Linked DNA regions of Homo sapiens: region 2 is linked to region 1. A link is a contact called in ENCODE Hi-C or POLR2A ChIA-PET data. All regions are on one chromosome and are shown on one strand. Each heading gives the region's core, a stretch centred on a gene start or an enhancer-like site at or near the end of the contact. The rest is flanking DNA. Distances are from core to core; before and after follow the strand shown.

Region 1 (2,799 bases), core at 288-2,787:
AGCCAGTTTTCTCAATTATTGTATTAGAAAAAGGAACACAAAGTTCCTTAAGGAACAATATGCTCTGAGATACCCAAAGTTCTAAGTAAATATTATATTAGCATCACTATAACATAAAATATTGCTCACGAAAAACATGTTACCATTCAGTCTTTTAAATATATTCCTCAAAAGACATCATCTCAAATATCTAGACACCAACCTTTGTCTGGGAAACATATCAGTTTTTCCATTGTTTTTGTGGCAACACTGGACACCCAACTCCACAATTATGAACTGTCACCTCCGTAGCTTGGAGTGGATGAAGAGATAAATCATTCCTTTAATGTCACAAACAGAATTCAGGACTTGGCTAAGTAAAATATGTGATGGTACACAGATTTCGTTATATCTAAAGACAGCCAGCTCAAAAGAGGGTTCTAAGAATATTGGACCAATCAGTTGTCTTCAGCTTGCAAAAGCTGCCTTGCACTGGGCCATCAGTATTACTATTTTGCCCTCAATTACCAGCTATCTTTCTTTTCATAACATGTTAGATAACTTTTAATATTCACCTTCCAAAAATATTCAGTGGTATACCCACCTCAATTTTAGAGTTGACAGAACTGGGGATCAGAAAGAAAGAGAAATACAATGAAGAATATTTTCTCGGTTCTGTATCACTGTGTCTCTGGGGCCTAGAGTATGGTTGGTACTCCATAGATATTTATTGAGTGAATGGTGGAGTGGTGGGGCTAGGATGTAAACCCAGGTGTGTCCAAATAAGGCCAGTTCTTTGTTCATTCTATCCTGTGCCCTCCCAACCCTCACAAAGTCAGAAAGGTCAGAGGCAGCCAAGGTGAGGCAGAAGAGATTCAGTGATCTTGAGGCTCCTTTCCTAATTGCCACTATGCTGTATTTGTGTCTAGAAAATGTCTGTCATCTTGGACTCATGAAACATGAGAATACAGTTAAAAATCAACAAATACAACAACAACAACATTAGGACTAAGGATCAAACATCCTAGTTTCAAATCCTGGCTCTGACTCTTACAACATACCAATCTTTGGCTATGCCACCTAGGCTCCTTGAACCTCCGTTTTCTTATCTCTGTAGATAAGAACCTCTGTTTCTTATTTTAGATGTTGCTAATCTCCTACTCAGAGAGTTAATGAGAAGATGTACTACCTGGCACTTAGTAGGTCCTAAGAATTTGTGTTCATTATAAAACACAAATGAAAGAGACCATGATTATACAGGTCTCCCAGTCTATTTCCTGTGACCAGCTTGTTCATTAATGAGGCCAGTTACCACTAGGGGACACTGAACTAGCAAGAAACTAAGAAAGAATCAGACTGAAGGAGATCCATACACCAGTCAGTATTGGAGCTCCTGGCTTCTCCCTCCTTCAACAGATTGTTGAACTGCAATTGTTCTCATCACAGTCTCACTGTTGTAGAGGGAGCATTTGAGAGAGGGGTACTCTCTCAGGATGACTAAGCAGTCCAAGGCTATAAGGAAAGAATTCTGTTTCAATGCTGTGGTTAGGTAGCAACATTAGTATTTACATATATGTCTCCTCATTGTTGCAACAGCCACAGAAAGATAAGAATCTCTCCACTGAATTTTCTATTAGTGGCAGGTTCTAGACTTAATCAAGTGGTCAGAGACCTCCCTTGGTGTTTTTTCTAATTTCCTGAGACTGAAACTTTTGGCAGCCCATTGTATACGTTTAGCAGGAAAATCCAAGTGAGTTGTATTTGCCTTGCTCATGTGAAAGATATGTTTGTACATATGTCATGTTCTAAATAATGACTTGCACATATCATTGTTTAGAAAAATCCTGTCCTTTGTTCCTTTCTTAACCCTGTACAAAGGAAGATTAAACTTCTTGGAGATGCTCCGGCCGGCATTACCAGAAAAGGAAGTCAGAAATGAGAACTTGAGGCCACCCCTTGCATATTTCTTTAACACAAGACAGAAACATTCACCCTCCCTCTACACTGAATATTATTTCAGAGTTTTCTGCTTGAGATTACAAAATCTTTAACGGCAAAGATAGAATTCTATGACGTAACAACTCAATAAAGGTCCTGTTTCCAAATGCTCCTCCTGATCAGCACAACCATATAATTTATTATGCAGTCGGAGCCATTTTTTAGAGTGAAAGGGGATGCTCATAATGATTATGACAGAGGGGCATAAATTGATGAGTTTGTGATCACTTCATGCTTAATTGTGTTTAGAAACTGTTGAGACATATACAATCTTAACATTTTACCTTTAAAACATTCATCTTAGAAAATATCTTTACATGAGAAGTACTTGTGCTTATTCTGTACAAACAAGGCTGTCTTGATTCTCAGGGCAAGTTAGTATCTGCCTCCTTGCAGATGGGTGGAGTATTCTCTCTCTTGCTCGCTCTCTCTCATTTCTAAGCCTTGGTGAGCCCTTTCTTTAAGCAGTCTCTTTGGCACCAATATTTCTTCTAAAGACTTCCTTCCAAGACCCATTCCCCTCCCAGGCAAACTCTGTGGAATTACTCTTATCTTCTCTCTGTGACTGTTTTGTCTTCTCTATTTAAAAATGTGTCTATGTTATTATAATTCCAAAAATTTTTCTGCTAGTTTTCTATTCTAAACAATAGTTATAATCTATTTTTGCAAGAAGGAAAATTACATATCAATTGTTCAATTAATGTCTTCTAAAAGGTAAAATGTTGCTTCTGTGTGTTTAATATGAATGCAGAAACAGAGAGACAGAGCCTGTCAGCAGAGGAGGTGGATCCTGCCATGGAGACAGGCAGATACCCCGGGTTA
Region 2 (2,760 bases), core at 45-2,544, 450 kb after region 1:
CTCTTCCAGGAAACCATAATTATATGTACAAATATCTACCCGGACAATTAGGGGCATAATCATGCTCTAAATAGAAGTGTTCAAACAAGTCAACACCTTCTCTCCAGTTATTCCTCTTTCTTCTTTCTCTTAGATGTCATGGTTTCTGTGTCTCAAGACATTTATGATTTGATTTTTCTAACCCTTTCTAGGTTCTATTAGAGTCAATTAGACAACATATTCCTTCTTTCTAAGAATCTGAACAAGGAGGTATACTTTTCTAAATTTTAATCCTATTAATGCCAGATTCTTGTATAGGCTAAAGTATTCTTAGAATTTTACTTTTACAGTTTGCCTCTTAGTGATCTGATAGAAAAGGGGGTTTTGCTTTATATTAATTTTCAGTCTTGGAAGAGAAGATCTACATTTGGGAAAGGACTAAGAAGAGATCCTTTGCAGATCAGACAGTTAAAGGCAAAAACTATCAGACTCTAAGTACTCTGGGGTGCAATGTTACGTCTCTTAAACATGGGAGGGGGTTGTTTTCACCACTGTGGGAGCACCTCATTCTGTTGTGTTTAAGTGGGGGGAAGAAGATAAGTGAACACTACTAAAATCTTCCCTAATCAACACTTTTCTCCGGCTTGAAAAGGGGGGATAGCAGTTTATGATGCTCAAAGGGCCAGATGCCACTGAGCATCATCTGCAAAGAGATTCAACACATAGATTGTGTTAAGACACAACCATGTGCAAGAACCGCGTGGTTGCAGAGGCTACTGACTGAGGGAACACAGCAAATGTTTCCTTAGAATGTTTCTTTTGCTAATAAATACCAAGTTCTCCAGGGTTAGGGCCTTTTGTAAATAATTGTGTAGATATTCATAATTATCCCCTCCTGCTAGGCACATAGATAGTTCCTACAAGGTCATACTCTTTATACATTAGCCTTGGGCCCATGGGAAAATCCCTTTGGTCCTAGCAGAGTAGACCCAACAGGGCACATAGTCATTCCAGAATAGCATCTGGCTCATCCTAAGATGTCACTCATTTTACTCCACTAGGAAGCCTGTGCTCTTCTGTGCCACACGGAAATCCTCTAGGGCCTGTCACATGTTCGTGTAGAAGTGGCTACTTAGCATTGTGTCCCTCAAAACAAGTGAACTCTGCAAGAAACCGAAAGCTTGCTTCTTTGACATAAATATTGCTTATCTTACTTGACGGGAAAAAAAATCATGCCACAATTAGGTCCCATATCTTATTCTGTGGCAGAGCATATCAAATCCTGTTCCATTACGTATCTCAGAACTACTGGGTTGGCTAATAAATGCTTGCTGTCCGTTTCTCACATCCCTCAACCTGAAGAGATAAGAGACCTACCCTCTTAATCAGTGTATTAGTCCATTTTCATGCTCCTGATAAAGACATTCCTGAGACTGGGTAATTTATAAAGAAAAAGAGGTTTAACAGACTCACAGTTCCACGTGGCTGGGGAGGCCTCACAATTATGGCGGAAGGCGAACAACACATTTTACTTGCCCGCAGACAAGAGAGAATTGAGAGACAAGTGAAAGGGGTTTCCCCTTATAAAAAAACCATCAGATCTTATGAGACTTATTCACTACCACAAGAACAGTATGAGAGAACTGCCCCCATGATTCAATTATCTCCCACCGGGTCCCTCCCAAAACACGTGGAAATTATGGGAGTTACAATTCAAGGTGAGATTTCGGTGGGGACACAGCCAAACCATATCAATCAGCCTCCTCACTCAAGGATTTTAGGGAAATAAGTATAGATCTGAATGTACTTCCTTACCAATCATATCTTAACCTAAATTCCTGTTTATTGGCAGATCAGTTGGGCCTCTACCCAAAGTGTTAGGTCTGTTCTTTCTCCTAGTGTTTGTTTTGCCTCTGCTGAGCTCTGCCCCTCTTTTGTTTGCTGGCCAGTTTCTGGCAGTTCATCTGTTCTGCTGTTGACCATTCTGTACTCCTGGTTTATCTCCTCATGGTTGCCCCGTATGCAGGAGAAACAAAACACTGTAGGATCATAGACAGCTGAGGAGCAGTCATTCTGCCTGGGGCCAGGGAAGGCAACTGAGGAGTTGGCATCTGAGCTGGGGCCTAGAGCAGCCTTCAACAGGTGTGCTGGGAGGGGGAAGGGCCAGGAGGAAGCAGCCCACGCAGAGCGAACGGCATGATGTGCCAAGTGCCTCTCAACAGCACTTGGTGGAAAAATAATTGCCTTTCATGACTCAAACATAGAGTCAATTGCAGTTATGTATTGTTCTAGGGATATATTTTCCCACATCAGGAAGTGAGCGGTTTCATCTGGGGACTGGATTTTTTTTCTTCTTTTTTAATAAATAGGCTTTATTTTCAATTATCATGTCTGTTTTAACCAAATGTTTCAGAAATCATCTATATAATCTCCCACATCATTTTAACTGCACTTTTTCTTGAGAAGGGTGTGATAATGACCCAGATGTACTAAAACAAAAACATGAGTTCATCATTCAAAAAAGTCTTTTCATTATACTTGATTGTCAAATTTTCCCACTGGTTACCAAGTGGTGCTTATTCATCTAAGAGGAACCAGGTGCAAAAAAAGTGAATTACATTAGTAGCCCAATATATAGATTTTAAAATAGCCATGAAGTAATAGATGAAAAGAACCCTAGACATCATTTGGCTTGTATCTTTATATTATGGGCAAGGAATCCAGAGATGGGAATGTTAAGCAAGTTGCCCAAAGTCAGGTGGTCATTCTCCTAAGGTCACT

What was found. A loop is a pair of places that touch in the nucleus more often than their neighbours do. ChIA-PET counts read pairs that join two places held with the same protein, here RNA polymerase II (POLR2A). Pooled maps may share reads with other maps.
Region 2: a loop to region 1 is called in a map of ascending aorta, with 2.3 times the contacts of the local background. The contact joins two enhancer-like sites. A Hi-C loop is called at or near these places in 3 of 168 maps with a recorded cell type or tissue (ascending aorta, heart right ventricle and naive thymus-derived CD4-positive, alpha-beta T cell), 3 of 37 single-sample maps with no recorded cell type and 24 of 50 pooled maps. POLR2A ChIA-PET finds 5 or more read pairs at or near these places in 1 of 52 experiments (T-cell).

The regions. Positions count from the first base shown.
Region 1 is chr12:46,660,074-46,662,872 of GRCh38, reverse strand. No RefSeq gene overlaps it. Among named protein-coding and RNA genes, the nearest start is that of SLC38A4, 160 kb to the left of the region's middle. Within about 2 kb of position 1,537, at least 15 of the 41 ENCODE cell types and tissues checked have a DNase peak (open chromatin) inside an H3K27ac peak, as active enhancers do; they include ascending aorta, where a contact is called at or near this core.
Region 2 is chr12:46,209,510-46,212,269 of GRCh38, reverse strand. All of the region lies in intron 5 of SLC38A1 (solute carrier family 38 member 1), which reads left to right. Among named protein-coding and RNA genes, the nearest start is that of SLC38A1, 58 kb to the left of the region's middle. Within about 2 kb of position 1,294, at least 25 of the 41 ENCODE cell types and tissues checked have a DNase peak (open chromatin) inside an H3K27ac peak, as active enhancers do; they include ascending aorta, where a contact is called at or near this core.